2 separate regions of the Mus musculus genome follow, and region 1 is linked to region 2. A link is a loop called in an ENCODE intact Hi-C map of the cell type or tissue named here. Cell type or tissue: gastrocnemius. All regions are shown on one strand.

The links. A loop is a pair of places that touch in the nucleus more often than their neighbours do. Peaks named below come from ENCODE experiments on the same cell type or tissue, not always from the same donor. Only the 100,000 strongest peaks of a DNase experiment are listed, where the experiment ranks them.
Region 1: it touches region 2 in a loop (2.0-fold over the local background); 17 of 42 quality-filtered maps call a loop at or near these places.

Annotation. Positions count from the first base shown.
Region 1 is chr14:78,741,633-78,749,632 of GRCm38, forward strand. No RefSeq gene overlaps it. Among named protein-coding and RNA genes, the nearest start is that of Dgkh, 13 kb to the left of the region's middle. In gastrocnemius, no CTCF peak of the experiment used is centred here; no DNase peak of the experiment used is centred here.
Region 2 is chr14:78,826,372-78,834,371 of GRCm38, forward strand. It overlaps the pseudogene Gm19098. Among named protein-coding and RNA genes, the nearest start is that of Vwa8, 19 kb to the right of the region's middle. In gastrocnemius, no CTCF peak of the experiment used is centred here; DNase peaks (open chromatin) are centred at 3,258 and 4,924.

The DNA.
Region 1 (8,000 bases), 85 kb before region 2:
AGAGGGCCTTTGAAACTTGAGGGCTGGGGAAGGCACTTCAGGAAGGTCCCCAAGCAGTCCTGGGCTGCATAGTAATGGCAGTGGAAATGGAAGACACAGCTCAACATTGGCAACTGTCCCTTAGGGGGACTTCTACTCACGGAAAAATGAGACTCTTAACTTACACCACAAAAGAGAAATTCAGGACAAGTCTGTATGAAGCAAAAATGGAGTTTACTGAGAACGACTGTGTGGGTGTGGGGGGGTGTTAGTTGTATATATCATGGTGCCTGTCTTGGTTACTTTTCTATTTCTGTGGAGAGAAACCATGACCAAGGCAATAAATAGAAGAAGGCGTCTACTGGGGCTCATGGTTGCAGAGGGCTAGTCCATGACTATTATGGTGGGGAGCATGGCAGCAGACAGGCATCAAGCTGTAGCTGTAGCTGAGAGTTTACATCTGATCCACAGGCAGGAGACAGGAAATGCTGTGGGCTTTTGAAACTCCTCCATTAGGCTACACCTCTTAATCCTTCCCAAACCAGGAACCGAGTATTCACACATATAGGGACTATTCCCATTCAAACCCCCACAGTGCCCATGGACTGCTCAAGAGAGAAGTTATCAAGGTCATATCTAAGTGTCTTAACAATAAACACACTCTCTCTCTCTCTCTCTCTCTCTCTCTCTCTCTCTCTCTCTCACACACACACACACACACACACACACAGAGTATTGTTGATCTCCCACCTGCCCGTTTCCCTGTAGCTCAGACTAGTCTCAAACTTGTTATGAAGCTGAAGACATTGACTTCCTGTCTCCATCCCCCTGAGTTTATGCTAGGTAAGTACTCTACCAACTGAACAAATGCTTATAAGCCTAACTTTTGTTTTGTTTTGTTTTGTTTTGTTTTGTTTTGTTTTGTTTTGTTTTGCTTTGCTTTGCTTTGCTTTGTAGATGGTATCTTATAGCTCAGGCTGGCCCTGGACTTGTAATTTTCACGCCTTTCCTGAGTCCTGGGATATCAGTCATGTTCCATCACGTCTGACTTAAAGAACTTCCCTTTAGTAAATGAGGTTATAAAGTGGTATGTCAGATATGTTGTCTGTGTTTAAAGACAGATAAAAGATGCATAGGCCAGAAAAGGTCAAAGGGATTCGTAATGTACTTAGGTTACAGTGTCAGCGCCTGCTTGGTGTGCGTGTGTACCTGTGTGTGGATGCATGTGTACAAATTTGTGTTCAAATTTGTGCTGAGGCAGGAGGACACCTCATGTATCATTCCTCAGGCACTGACTTGCCTGGCTAGCAAGTCCTAGGAGCAACCCTACCAGTCTTAGGGACCCCAGCCCCACTGCACCCAGGCCTTTTTAATGCAAATTCTGGGTATCTGACTCCCTTATTCTTGGGAGACCAGAGCTCTTGGCACTAAGCTAGCTCCCCAGCCCAAGGCAGGTGTTTTCAGTGTTTCAGCTGCAAATATGGCTCATAATCTTATTTGTGAGATTTTTCTCAGAAAATGCATTATAGTCATTTGCGAGCAGTTTGCTCTCAGCGACCAACGGAAATAAACCAGATTCCAAGACTAAAGGGCTTCCTTTCAGTCTCATGTCCCTTTAATATTCCTGCCTCAGTGACACCTGTTGGAGAATCAGGATGGAATGAATAATGTGCTAAAAATGCCTGATCCAGTTAGATGCGTTTTCCAGGCTAAAGGCTCCAGAAAGGGAAAAGGGGGGGGGGGGGGACGGGACTGTATTTTTGTTAAGGTTTCTATTGCTGCAGTGAAACTCCATGACCAAAATGAAAATTGGGGAGGGAAGAGTACTCATCACTGAAGGAAGTCAGGACAGGAACTCAAACAGGGCGGAACGCTGGAAGCAGGAGTTGCTACAGAGGCCATGGAGGGATGCTGCTTACTGACTTTCTCCCCATGGCTTACTCAGCCTGCTTTCTTATAGAACCCAGGGTAGCCGGGCGTGGTGGCTCACGCCTTTAATCCCAGCACTTGGGAGGCAGAGGCAGGCGGATTTCTGAGTTTGAGACCAGCCTGGTCTACAGAGTGAGATTCAGGACAGCCAGGACTACACAGAGAAACCCTGTCTCAACCCCCCCCCCCAAAAAAAAAAAACAACAACAACAACAACAAACAGAACCCAGGACTACCAACCCAAGTATGGTACCACACTCACAATGGGCAGGCCCCTCCCCCATCAATTACTATTTAAGAACAGGCTTACCTTCAGTCAGATCTTATGGAGGCAATTTCTCTTTCCTTTCCTTTCCTTTCCTTTCCTTTCCTTTCCTTTCCTTTCCTTTCCTTTCCTTTCCTTTCTTTCCTTTCCTTTCCTTTCCTTTCCTTTCCTTTCCTTTTCTTTTCTTTTCTTTTCTTTTCTTTTTCTTTCCGTGTGTGTGTGTGTATGTGTGTATGTATGTAGCCCTCACTGTCTTAGATTTGCTTTATAAACCAGGCTGGCCTCAAACTCAGAGATCCTCCTGCCTCTGCCTCCCAGGTGCTGGGATTAAAGGTGTGTGCCACCACACCCAGCTTGGAGGAAATTTCTTAATTGAGGTTTTATTTTTTTTCCTCCTTTCAGCTGATTTTAGCTTGTGTCAAGTTGTCATAAAGCCAGCCAGATTGTTAACTTTTTGTCACACAGATCAGCTGTGAGCAGTGTTCCTCATGATAAATGAAGGAAGCCATATACTATTTGAAATTGGAATGAGGAAGCCAATAGACTGACATGTTCCACATAAAACTCCATTTCAAAAGAACAACATTTTGGAGTCATCACAAGAGCCACGGGAAGTTATTATCATGGTCTCATGTTATAGAAGAGGATATAAAGTTTGGGGACTTAAGACACAGTGCTGGTTTGTGGAACTTTCAGCATGTAGAGACATCAGGAAGGAAGCCTGGTATCGTACACATTGGGAAGACTAAGGCAAGAAGGCTACGAGTTCCAGAGCAGCCTGGGTTACATAGTTAAACAGTGAGACTCTTCCTCAAAATAGGGAGAGGAGAGTCTTGAGGGAAGAGAGAAGCTCACAGTGGGAGAGGTGCCTAGCATGGATGAAGAACCGAGGACCTCAGAAGGCCAGGAGTGGTAGAACTACTGCAGGGGTTACCCTTTAGTAGCATAAGGAAGCAAGTGTTTAAGAAAGTAAGAAGGAGTCAGGCGAGAGAAAGAAAAAAAAAAAAAAAAAAACCACAACTCCCAAGAGAACTGGAGGATAGGGAACGTTATCTGCACAGGTTGAGGTCGAGAACTGTTTTTTTCAGAGCCGAGAGTAGAAAGACAAGGAAGAGACACACACACTGCCGTAAATGTCAACTGTTGTCAGGACGGACGGAGACTGGAATCCAGGATACAGCAGCTGCTTTCAGTACAAAGGTCTTACGCTGGCAGAGGCCAGTCTGTTTCTCCCCTTTCCCAGCCTCCTGCACAGGACACCCCCCTTTCGTGGACCGCCCTTCATACTTCCCTTTGGCTGCTTCCTGTGCCCTTGTCCCATGGACAGGGCCTGGCAGGTCCTCCTGCTGTGTCTCTGTCTCTCCTTCTCCACTTTGCCTCTGTTAACCTGGATGGGAACCTAGGAGGCCATCATTGATGGGCAGTAACAGGATCTGACCCAACTGGCAGCCCTTCTCACCTCTGCTCTAAGTGCTAGAGCCCAGAGCTAAGCTGTCTAGCATGTCACCTGCCCTCCACCACAAAGACACAGGTAGAAAGTGCACCTGGTGGACACAGCAGCAGGCTGGAATCCCTAGGATCAAGGACTTTCTTCCAGAGCGAGCCACAGAGGACAGTGTAGTGCCACCGACATGAACTGTCAAAACCATTTCACTGGGTTTCTGCTATTTGAGGGTGGGGGGAAACATCAAGAAAATGCCTCGATATATTCAAGTGTAGTGTCTTCAACAGTAAAAAGTTATTGAGCATGCACATTGATGCGGATCACTAACTTTGCCTCGCTCAGAAGTCATGCTCAACAGTTGTCATAACTTGTCCCACATTGTAGAATAAGAAATCTAGAGAATATGGCAAATGGTGACACTGAGGCTAACGTGGTCATTCATGTAGTGTTTTCTTTTCCTAATCTTTTAAATTATTTTAATGGCTGTTTTGCCTGCGTGTCTGTCCGTACATCACTCGTGTGCCTGGTGCCCTTGGATTTCCGGGAACTGGAGTTACAGGTGGTTGTGAGCAGCCATGTGGTTTCTGGGACTTGGAACTGAGTCCTTCGGAAGAGCATCTAGTGCTCTTATCCTCTGAGCCAACTCTCCAACCCCATTCTTTGCATAATTTTAAAAGATCTGGATAGTATCATATGTCTTTAATCCCAACACTCAGGAGGCAGAGGCAGGTGGATCTCTGTGAGTCCGAGTCCAGACTGCTCCACATCATGAGTTCTAGGCCAGTTGGGGCTACATAGTGAAACTCTATCTCCAAAAGAAGAAAAGTGGGAGTGGGGGAGGAGAAGAGAAAGAGGAGGAGGGAGGGGGGGGGGAAGAATGAGGATTAGTGGTAATGTTTTGGGAAAAGGTTTCATTAAACACATAGGTTGGCCTTGAACATGTAATCCTCCTGGTTTAGCCTCCTTGCCAATCAGCCTTGGCAGCTTGATAGCTCTGTGGTTCACTGGGTAACAGGACATGGAGAAACCTGAGGGGTTTGCCTCTCGGGGGCAAAAATCCCTAGTTATTTATAAATACCAAGAGGTCGAAGAGATATATCTATTTCTTTCAAGTGATATATGAAATATGTGTGTGTGTGTGTGTCTGTGTGTGTGTGTATTGTTGTGTTTGTTTTTTTAAAGATAGTGTTTCTCTGTGTAGCCAGCCCTGGCCATTCTGGAACTCACTCTATAGGTCAGACTAGCCTTGAACTAAGAGATTTATTTGCCTCTGCCCCCCTCCCCAAGTGCTAAAACTAAAGACATGCACCACTACCACCCAGTTTATAAATTATTTATATATAATTTATATTATATATCTTATATATAATATATAGTTTTATATAATGCACATATAAAATGTGGTATGATTATTAACCACAGTATGAAGGGGTGACGTAAGCAAGGGCACAGTGAGACGACCAATTTGGGCCACTCTATGGGTAAAAAGAAAGGATAATTGGGAACCAAACTGCCAAGACTGTCCTCTCGGGGCTGAGGGGGAGGGAAGAGAAGCAAACTGGCATTAAACATGAGCAGATTTTTTGTATGACAGTCAATAGCGTGGGGGGATTTGAGCTGAAAGACACTGACAACGAGACGAGACGCCTTTTCCAGAGATGGCTGCCCTTTAGGGGTGGATAAAGGGAACTTCCTGGTAAACAGAAACCCACTCTTAGGCTTCTCCTGCCAGAGTCCTTCTGTTTAGGACATTGTCACTAACACTGCCATTGGGATGGAGACTAGGGGTAGGGGGCACTTTGACCCTAATAGTGAGGAAGAGCTGAGCCTCAAGCAATGAACAGAGAGTGTATGGAAGGGGCAGGGGGAGCTTCAGATAGCAGTAAGACTCTTCCCATCTTCAGTGCAATGATAACAGTGGCAGTGGGCGAGTAGTTTAGTCTTTACCAATTCAGCAGCCAACTGAAGTTTATGACAACTTACTCTTTCCTGCCTTTATTACCTTGACGTTTTCAAAACTAAGGTGTATAGACACAATTTTTAATCTACTTTTCTCTTTGTGTCTTCCCCTTCCCTACCCTACCGCCTCCTTCTGTCTTTATGGAAAGTGGTGGGAACCAAGAAAGTGTTGTTGAAGAGGGGAGGCATTTTGAATGAACTTGGATGTCTCTGACTAACCAGTTTAGCCTCTGAGAAGGTCTAGAAATAACAGTTTCTCCAGGGTGGAGTGCAGAAGGCAAGCCAGGGCAGGCTTCGCCATTTCAAGAGAGTTTGGGGGATGAGGCTGGGAACTGAATTCAAACACAATATTTGTGCTCTTTAGTTTTCTAAGGAACTGCTTTGCCTGAGGAAAGGAAAGGGACTAAACAATTGCAGACTCAACTCGCTCATTGTTGGGATAGGATATTCTTGCCTCACAGCCCATAAATTACATTATCTATAACTAGACATCAAAATGAATGTGCATACCAAATGAACTTTTCCTAAAGAGAAATTTCTTGCTGGAAGTAGTGACTAGACCGCAGGATTAGTCATGTTGTTAAATTTGTTTAAGCATCTCATTAACAAGATGGGAGCTCTCCAAAAGCTTGTGGTTAAAAAGGTAAAGGGTCATTAACATTAAATACCCATACCAAAAAAATAAATAAATAAAAAGATTTACAAAATGAATATATTGATTATTTCATGCCGGTATTAAAATAGTGCCAGGGTGGGTTTCTAGGTGTATAGAAAAACACATACATTTCAATAGAAGTGTTGGACTGTGCCCGCTCTGGGTCACCCTCTTCAAGGTTCTCCTCAGATGGGAAGGGCATAAAGAATCAGTGAAGTGAGCCTCTACAGTGTCTGGCTGGGGTGGGGGTGGGGTGGGGTGCTTGGATGCAGCCTGGGCCGAGCTGGGCGGGGCTGGGCCGAGCTGGGCGGGACTGAGCCGAACTGGGCGGGGCTAAGGATGACTACCCTGGCTCGCTCTGTCTTGGAAGCAGAAAGGTTTTATTTGATCCTTCCCTTCATTACTCCAGTCTTGAGAGAGCAGCCCAGAGACCACAGTCACTTGCTCCACCACGGCTTTTCCCCAACGCTCTCTGCTCCTCATTCTTCACCAAGTCTTTATCTTTTCCCAGCCAGCACAGCCAGGTTTTGAAAGGGCACTAGCATCTTCCTGGTGGTCAAACCCACTTAGCTGACTTAACCTTTCCGAATGAGCTGACTCTGTTGGCTTTGCCCCACTTCCTTCCCCTTTGAAACTCTTTTTTCTCTCGATTTCTCTGTGAACAAACAACAGTGAGATTGTAGCCATCTCTTCTTCCTTCCTCGTTGGCTCAATCTTTGAATACAGATGCGAGCCAGTGTTCAAGTTCAGGGCCCTCTCTCACCTCTGTCTATTCTTCTGGGTTCTCCCGTGTGTCTTCAGTTGTCCTGCAAGTTAACGATAATGTGACCTGTGTTTCCAATCCTGTCTTCGTTCACCCTGCATCCTCATGGATGTGATGGGAACAAGAGATAGAAACTGGATCTGGCAATTTAGCAGGAAATGTCATTGGTTTTTGTCTTGGTCAGAAGCCAAAAATGGCAGAAAGGGCTTTGGTTCCTGTTCTGAGGTCTTGCTGTCTCTCTTCTCCTTTTCTACACCTAGGCAAGCACCACTGCCTAGGATCTATATGTAAAGATGTGACTGAAATTGAAAGGCAGGTGGCCACAGTGTTGGTGAACAACTGGCCAGCTCACCTCCCCACGCCCCAGTAGTTTCTGCCATAAGTCCTTGGAGGCCCCCAGTATTTTCTGCCATAAGTCCTTGGAGGCCCCCCAAACCAGCAGTTAGATGGGAACCCATTTCCAGGAACCCACTTCTGCTCCCCAGGAGCTCTGCTTGCTAGCAATCCTCACCTGTGAGCCGAGACCACAGCAGCTATTGTAAAGAAAAACAGTTAATGGGGGCTGGCTTACAGGTTCAGAGATTCTGTCCATTGTCATCATGGTGGGGAGCATGGTGGCCCATAAGGAGACATGATACTGCATGTTCTACATCAGAGTCTGCAGGCGCCAAGAAGAGAAGGTGTGAGCTACTGTTTCTGGCTTGAGTTTCTGAAACCTCAAAAACCCATCCCTAACAACACACTTCCTCCAACAAGGCTAGTTCCTAATGGTGCCACTCCCTAAGAGCCTATGGGTGCCATTTTTCATTCAAACCAGCACATAGTCAGAGCAAGGTTTCAAAAGCATAATTCAGATCACTATCAGTCGTCTGATTAGCATTTACCACTTACTATGTTTGTGAGGTTACCTGAAATTCTTCCATTATGAAACTCTCCAGGCCTTACCACAGACACTTTCCCCTGTTCTCTAATCGCAATGCCCTTTATGTTCTGTAGGTATCCCAAG
Region 2 (8,000 bases):
GAAACTTGTCTGTCTAACATTTTTGTTTTGTTTTTGTTTTTGTTTTTGAGACAGGGTTTCTCTGTGTAGCCTTGGCTGGCCTCGAACTCAGAAATCCGCCTGCCTCTGCCTCCCAAGTGCTGGGATTAAAGGCGTGCGCCACCACCGCCCGGCCATTTTTTTTTTTTTTAATCTTATGTTGAGGGATAGAATTTGTGCTGTTAGGCAGTTTCTAAGAGGTCTGCTGTCCACTGCTATATTGTGTGTATTGTATGTATACTTTATTTTGTGTGCATGTGTGTATATGTGTGTTCCTGGTGCCCTGGGTGAGAGCTCCTGAAACCAGAGTTATACAATGTTACCATATGGGTGCTGGGAACCAAACCTGGGTCCTCGGTAAGAGCACCTAGTGCTCTTAAAAGTGTGGGCTGATGTGGTTACTCAGGGAGGCTCAGACTTTTCTCATGGGCAAGACTTTGACAGTAGTTTGTATCTCTACCTCCCTCATGCTCAGGGGCCTCCTATAACCCACCCTCTTCCCTCAGGAGTCTCAAGATCTTTATTATTATTATTATTATTATTATTATTATTATTATTATTATTATATTAATTCAATTTTTTCTTTAAAAAAGTTTAATAGATGCTGGGCATGGTTGAGTTCCTTAATTGCAGATGGACATTTAATTGTTGGTTTTGTTTTGCTTACAAATCCAAATGATATGTTCTATAAGCCTTTGAAGGTTAATGGGAGATGCCCGTGGAAAGACTGTGAGAAGAGAACAAACCCAGGAGGGTGGAGTGCTATGGCTGATGCGTAGTGTACCTACGAGATACTTGTAGTGGGAGCGTGGTCTCCAGTACCGAGATGTAGGAGGGATCTTTAGATGGGTGTGTGTTTGTGTGTGTGTATACACACAGTTGGAAGGAGGCTCGCTCTCAGAAGGATAACATTGTCTTATGTCTGAAGGGGCTTCTAGTCTCCATCTGTCTTCTTGTCTCTCCGTGAGATTACTCTCTACCCTTCCGTGAACATGTGATGCCAGCTGCTAGCTGGCCTAATCCTGAGTCCAGAAGTGCTGATGAAATGCCCCCTTACATCCCTAGAGCTGTGAGCTAAATTGTTCTTTTTCAAAATACTTTATCTTATGTGCATGAGTGTATACATGCATGTGCTCCACGTGTGAGCCTGGTGCCATTGGAGGTCAGAAGACGATATTAGAGCACCTGAAAGTGGAGTTATGGGTGTTGTGAGCCACCTATAGGTGCTGGGAAACAAACCTGGGTCCTCTACAAGAGCAGCTAGGACTCTTAACCACAGAAGCACCTCTCCAGCAGTAAACCCTGTTCTTTATGAAGTAAAAGACACGGGGGAGGGCAGAGGAGCAGAGGCCACTGGCTTAAGTGGTGCTATCTAGCTCTGAAATGGGAACTTGAGAACAAAGAAGATGAACAAATACCTGACCCTGACCCTAGCCCTACCCTGTCCTGACCCGCCCTGCCCTGACAGATCTGCTTATGGAGCTGTGGGCCTGTAGACTTGGCTTGCTGGGACTGTGATCGAGGTCATAATGGGAGAAGCCATTACTCCATTTCTTCCACAGTTCTTTCTTTTCTCCTTTGAATTACAAAAATAAGTAGCACCTGTCAGCTTTGTGATTTAATAAAATAATACTAAAGGGAATCACACTTTTCTTTTACCCTACCATTCACTTGTCTGAGATAATCCCATGAAAGATCATTCCATCAGAAAGCATTCTTCAGAGTTTTACATTTTAATTTATTGATCATAATGGAGTCTCTGAAGCACCAAGGTACCCCCTGATGCATGGACCAGCACTTGGAACATGACCATCATGGAGTACTGGCTCCATGGAGCTCACGGAGCAATGGCTTGGGTATCATTTCCTTGTCAAGTTTTTGCCTTTATGAGGACCCTTCTTATGCAGCAAGTAGTCTTGGCTCTTCCTCAACAACTTAAAATTCACAAAAGGCTGGGTGACATTCAGGAGTCAGAGTCAGAGAGTCAGAGAGTCAGAGAGTCAGAGAGGCAGAGAGGCAGAGAGGCAGAGAGGCAGAGAGGCAGAGAGGCAGAGGCAGAGAGAGAGGCAGAGAGAGAGAGGCAGAGAGGCAGAGAGGCAGAGAGGCAGAGAGGCAGAGAGGCAGAGAGGCAGAGAGGCAGAGAGGCAGAGAGGCAGAGAGGCAGAGAGGCAGAGAGGCAGAGAGAGAGAGGCAGAGAGAGAGAGGCAGAGAGGCAGAGAGGCAGAGAGACAGAGAGGCAGAGAGGCAGAGAGGCAGAGAGGCAGAGAGGCAGAGAGGCAGAGAGGCAGAGAGAAAGAGAGGCAGAGAGGCAGAGAGGCAGAGAGAGAGGCAGAGAGAGAGGCAGAGAGAGAGGCAGAGAGAGAGGCAGAGAGAGAGGCAGAGAGAGAGGCAGAGAGAGAGGCAGAGAGAGAGGCAGAGAGAGAGGCAGAGAGAGAGGCAGAGAGAGAGGCAGAGAGGCAGAGAGGCAGAGAGGCAGAGAGGCAGAGAGGCAGAGAGGCAGAGAGGCAGAGAGGCAGAGAGGCAGAGAGGCAGAGAGGCAGAGAGGCAGAGAGGCAGAGAGGCAGAGAGGCAGAGAGGCAGAGAGGCAGAGAGGCAGAGAGGCAGAGAGGCAGAGAGGCAGAGAGGCAGAGAGGCAGAGAGGCAGAGGCAGGCAGGCAAATCTCTGAGATCGAGGCTAGCCTGGTTTATAGTGTGAGTTCCAGAACAGCCGGGATGATGTCTATGTACCCTGTGTGTGTAAGAGAGATTCTGTCAAAAAAAAAAAAAAAATCCTAAAAGTCATTTTGCAAGAAAATACCAAAGAGAATAAGATTTTTCACTTCTTAGCGTTTTAAAGTAAAAAAAGAAATAGAGGAGGAAAAAGAAAAAATGTGTTAAGGGTCTTCCTTCTCCCAAGTCATTTTCACTAAAATAAAGTACATGTAGGTGTGAATGCTGTCTCCCTGATGGGTAACTGCAGAGTTCCCTGGTGCCCCATTTCTGCACTTCTTTTTTCATCACACTCCTGCAGCCCTGGTGACAATTGTTGAGCCTGTCAAGCCCTTTTGTCTAGAAGAGGACCCACATCTACCAGTTTGTTCTGTACTTCAACCAAAATTAGAGGTTCAAAGATCAGTTTCCATGACTATTTAAATTACACTTGGTTTTGACAGGAACCATCAGGATAGCATTCTCAGTGGGGATCCTTAAACCTATCTTCATCATATGCCAGTTTATCCATGAGAGTCATGCCAGCTTCCTGGGGCTCATTGGAAGATGCTTTGCACCGATACTGCTAGGACCCTTATGAGTGTTAACAAACATATGGATAATAAGTCAAACCCTGGTCCATGTAGGTAATCCAGGCCAGACTCCTACAGCGCTAAATGAGCAAAAGTCTAGGATGTGACCTTTGGTTCTAATTGAAAAAAACAAAAAAAAAACAGCCCTACTCTCAAGGATGTGGCCTTTGAGGACATATTTGAAGCATTCCCCCTCAGAAACCTAAGGGGGGGGGTCCACAAAAAAATAAAGAGCACTCAAGTCAATGTGGTACACCTTGTCCAGGGACAAGGTCCTATTGGCACATAGTGAATAATGACACTGTTGGGAGCTGTGTTGGAAATCACTATGAAGCTCAGGGCTACAAAGTCGGTCTCGTCTGCAACTGAGACTCAGTTTTGTCTCAGCAGCTCAGATCTTGGTCATGCCATCTTGGAGAACCTCTTTCTCCTCCCACTTAAACGCACAGCATCTATAATATAAGACTATCCTGATGCCTTATGAATAAGCTGCCTTCACGTGGCTTTGGCCACAGAGATAGGTATTCAGGGCACACAGCAGTGATGATCTTTGAGGATGTCCTTGAAGCATAGCCCACCTTGTCACTGGTGCACCTTTTCTCCCTTGTAGAGTGGTTGGTACACAGGGTATTGACCTCTGCTTAGGAAGGGCACCTGAATTCTAGATTCTGCCTCCAGACCCAACTCAAGAGATAGGTTCCCTTTCACTTCAGGAGCACTTATACTGACCCATTGATGGTTGCATGGGAGAAAAATACTGTTTTTTTTTTTGTGGTGGTTTGAATATGCTTGACCAGGGAATGGCACTATTAGGAGGTGTGGCCTTCTTGGAGTAGACGTGGCCTTGTTGGTAGAAGTGTGTCACTGTGGGGGTGGGTTTTGAGCCCCTCCTCCTCGCTGCCCATGAGACAGCTTCCTGGTTTCCTTTTGGTGAAGATGTAGGACTCTTGGCTCCTCCAGCACCTTCTCTGGCTACACACTGACATGTTTCCTGCCATGATGATAATGGACTGAACCTCTGAAAGTATAAACCAGCCCCAATTAAATGTTGTTCTTTATAAGAGTTGCCTGGTCATGGTGTCTCTTCACAACAATGGAAAACCTAACAACAAGAGTTTTGCTCCTTAGAGATTATCCAGGGAAGTAAACAAAATTCATACGATGTTCTTCCCCTCTGCCACTTCCACTTGAAGGCCCACAACCTTCTCCTTTTCAGAGATGCCTACAGAAGCTGTTCACAGGGTACAGGGTGCATGCAGAGCCACCCAGAACAATGTGTCCAGATTTTATTGACACATTTCTCCTCCACAAGCATGAACGTGGTGGCTGGCACTTCTCAGACCATGTTCTTATGTGGGAGTAGTCAGTGGGTCCACACCTGCCCTTCATCCTTCCTCAGGCACACTTACCACCCAGTCCTTGTGACTTAGTATGTCCTTGAGTCCCAGCTTCATGAGCATCAGTTAATGGATGTCTGCTTAGCAGCTTGAAGAATGAAGAACAATTGTGTCTTAGTAGCCACATGGTTTTCTCCAATAATAGTGGTGCCTGCAAAGCCATCGCAATCTAGAGACAAAGCCAACTGACAGTCACACTGAGCAAAATAAGGTGACAGATGCCTGCGTTAGCTCTGCCACATACTCTGAGTTCCGCATGGCTTGTCTTAGTTGCCAAGGCAGCACCAAATTCACTCTTTAAGTCACTCAGCTGTCTCTTATCACACCACTGTCTCCTGAGGGTGTCATCTTGTCAGGTTCCATTTATTCTTAGCTTTGTCAGTTGAAAATCCTGGAGCTCTGTTCTTATTCACGGTGGCTTTCTGGAGGCTGCCATTCACAGTGATGTGCACTAGACCATTTCAGGGGAGCATGGACTTTTCATGCCTTGTCTCCCATTCATGTAACACATTCAATATGAACATGGAGAGAACATTCATGCCTTCCCTTCCATTGTCCTCCTGTTCCATCAGTACTGTCAAACCCAGCACTGTACTGCTTGCTCTGCAATACCCCTCATCTCAATTCAAGTGATCAGGTATGGACGAACTTATTCCTCCTCCCTTAATGAATAGGCACTGTGATGGCTACTCGTAGTTGTCAATGTGGACGACCAAAATGAACTACAAACCTGGATTGGAGAGCACACCTGTTATCCAGATCTTAAGGCCGGAAGACACAGGCTTTTGATTCAGGTCTCTAGGCATAGTGGCCATGAAAAGCTTAGGCTTAAGCTAGGTGGTACATACACACCTTTAATTCCAGAAGTCAGAGGCAAGCATATCTAGTGAGTTCAAGGCCAGCATGTGACAGAGCAACTATTGACAAAAGGAACACTCATTGCACATTCTGAAGACTCCAGCCAGTATCTTGACTAGCAAGCATACTTTGTAGTATTTCAGGAGGCAGGATGGGAATGTGAGACAGAAAGGAGAGCAGAACAATTCCCTAGGCCTTAAGGGGAGTGCCAAGGCAATTAGTTCTCTCAGGTATAATGCCCTCACCATCCCTGAGAGCCAGTGCAGGGAGTTTCCCAAGGGGGCCCGAGTGATTGGATTGGCTGTGAAGGCCACAGTCACTTCCTCTTGATCTACTGATCAATGATGCTAGAGTGTCCAATCAGGACAACTTGGTTGCATGCAGCTGAATTGGAGTCGCATGGCTGTTCAGAAAATCCCAGCAGCAAGGGCTATGTGATATCCACAGAAAGCAGGGATTTATGGGGGAAGAAGGCTGAAAGCAGATGAGGGGCTCACCCAGGAAACTATAATAGAGAGACTTGTAAAGAACTTTTGACACAATTAGAGAGTTTTCATTTGAACACCCCCCCAAAAGAGTAGTAATGAGTACAGTTATTTATCTAGAAATAGTGGTAAGTAACATGGAGAGGACTATAAGTGTACCCAGGCAAATGAAGAGAGCCATTCTCTTAGCCCCAGGCAAAACCTTATAACCAAGGGAAGTTTGTGTTAATAGTTACTGGCCTAGTGACTTCTACTGAAGAACAGTCCATATATATTGGCTCAGGGATCATGGATACTAGGAAACCCACAATATACAAATAACATCTCACCCCTTGCCCCATAAACAAATAAAAGTAACCAATGGCATCTCATGTCAAGACTTTTTGCATTCAACTCTTCAGTGTACATCTGCTGATTCAGGTTCTATTTTAAGCCTTGATCATATTTTCTTTGAAGTCTATCAGTAAGAAGGAAAAGGAACTGCTGTATATTAAGGATCTGAAATAGCAAACCTGGTGTGGTGACCCTGCCTTTGATTCTAGCACTTAGAAGGAGAAGGAAGAGTCTCACAGATCTGTGTGGGTTCAAGGCCAGGCTGGTCTACAAAGTGAATCCAGACAGCCAGGAATATCACAGAGAGACCTTTTCTTGAAAAACCAAACCAACCAACCAACCCAACCAATCAAACTACAACAACTACAACAACCAAACCTTGAAGTCACCAATAATGGCCTTGGACAGCCAACTTGGTGCTCCTGTGCTCACCGATGGTTTATGCCCCATTTTCTCATTGAGGAGTGTAAGGCAGTAGTTAGAGGAAAACTACTTCCTTTAGTTACCTTTCCTTCTCTGTTTCTAGTCCCATCACATTTTTAACTTCAAATGTTTTTGTGTCAAAGTCACAAAGGGACATCCCTGTCCTTCAGAATCTGGTTTTCTTTGAATCACAACCTTAAATTAATTTCGAATCCTCTCTTTTCTTCTTCTTTTCATTTTTCATCAACCAGTTGATAATTCCTCATCTGTGCGGCTCTTGGATTTAAACTCCTCTGTTGTCATATTTCCTTTTAGCTATTGTATGGGGTTCTTATATCTAATACCCTTCCAACATTTATTCCACCCTGATCTGTCCCAAACCCCCAACACTGGGTAAGAGGGGAAGAAGGTTAGAGAGGAAAGGGGTCATAGACTTCTTTAGACTACTTCCTGCTGATTAAGGATGGTGAGCTCCTTGGGAGCAAGTCTGATCTTTGGTCATCAAGATAACCAATTTTTCCTTCTTGTGACTTTGCTCATGACCACAGGCCCTCATGAGGTTCTCCCATTTATATTCTGTCCAGATTCCCCAGAATTAAACTCTCTGCTGCTAGTGCACTAAGCAAATCATAATCACCTACTGTGAAGCAGCCTCTTATCCCCACCAGGGATTAAACAAAAACATATTCACATAACATAACTGAGTTGTTTTTTTTTTTATGTTAAGGCTGTCCATTTTGACAACAGGGACTAAACAAACATAACTGGTTTTTGTTTGTTTGTTTGTTTGTTTTGTTTTTTTACTTTGAGGCTGTCCATTTTGAGAACAGAAATATTTCTGTTTGTTTTGCACAATCCTGTGTTTGTGCATATACAAAATGTAAAACAACAGATAGAAATAGTTTTTGGCAGCTAGATGTGGTGGTGCACAATTTTAATCTCAGCACTTTGGAGGTAGAGGCAGGTGGTTCTCTGTGAGTTTGAAGTTAGCCTGGTCTACAAAGTGAGTTCCAGGACATCTAGGAATGTTTTACAAAGAAATCCTATCTCAAAAAACTGTAATGATAAAACAATGAATAAATAAACTAATGAATCAATCAATAAATAAAGAAAATGATCAAATATATAGTTTTTTCTTTTTTCTTTCTTTCTTTTTTTTTTTTTTTACCAATATCTGATATATGGATAAATCTGTTTCGTTTAAC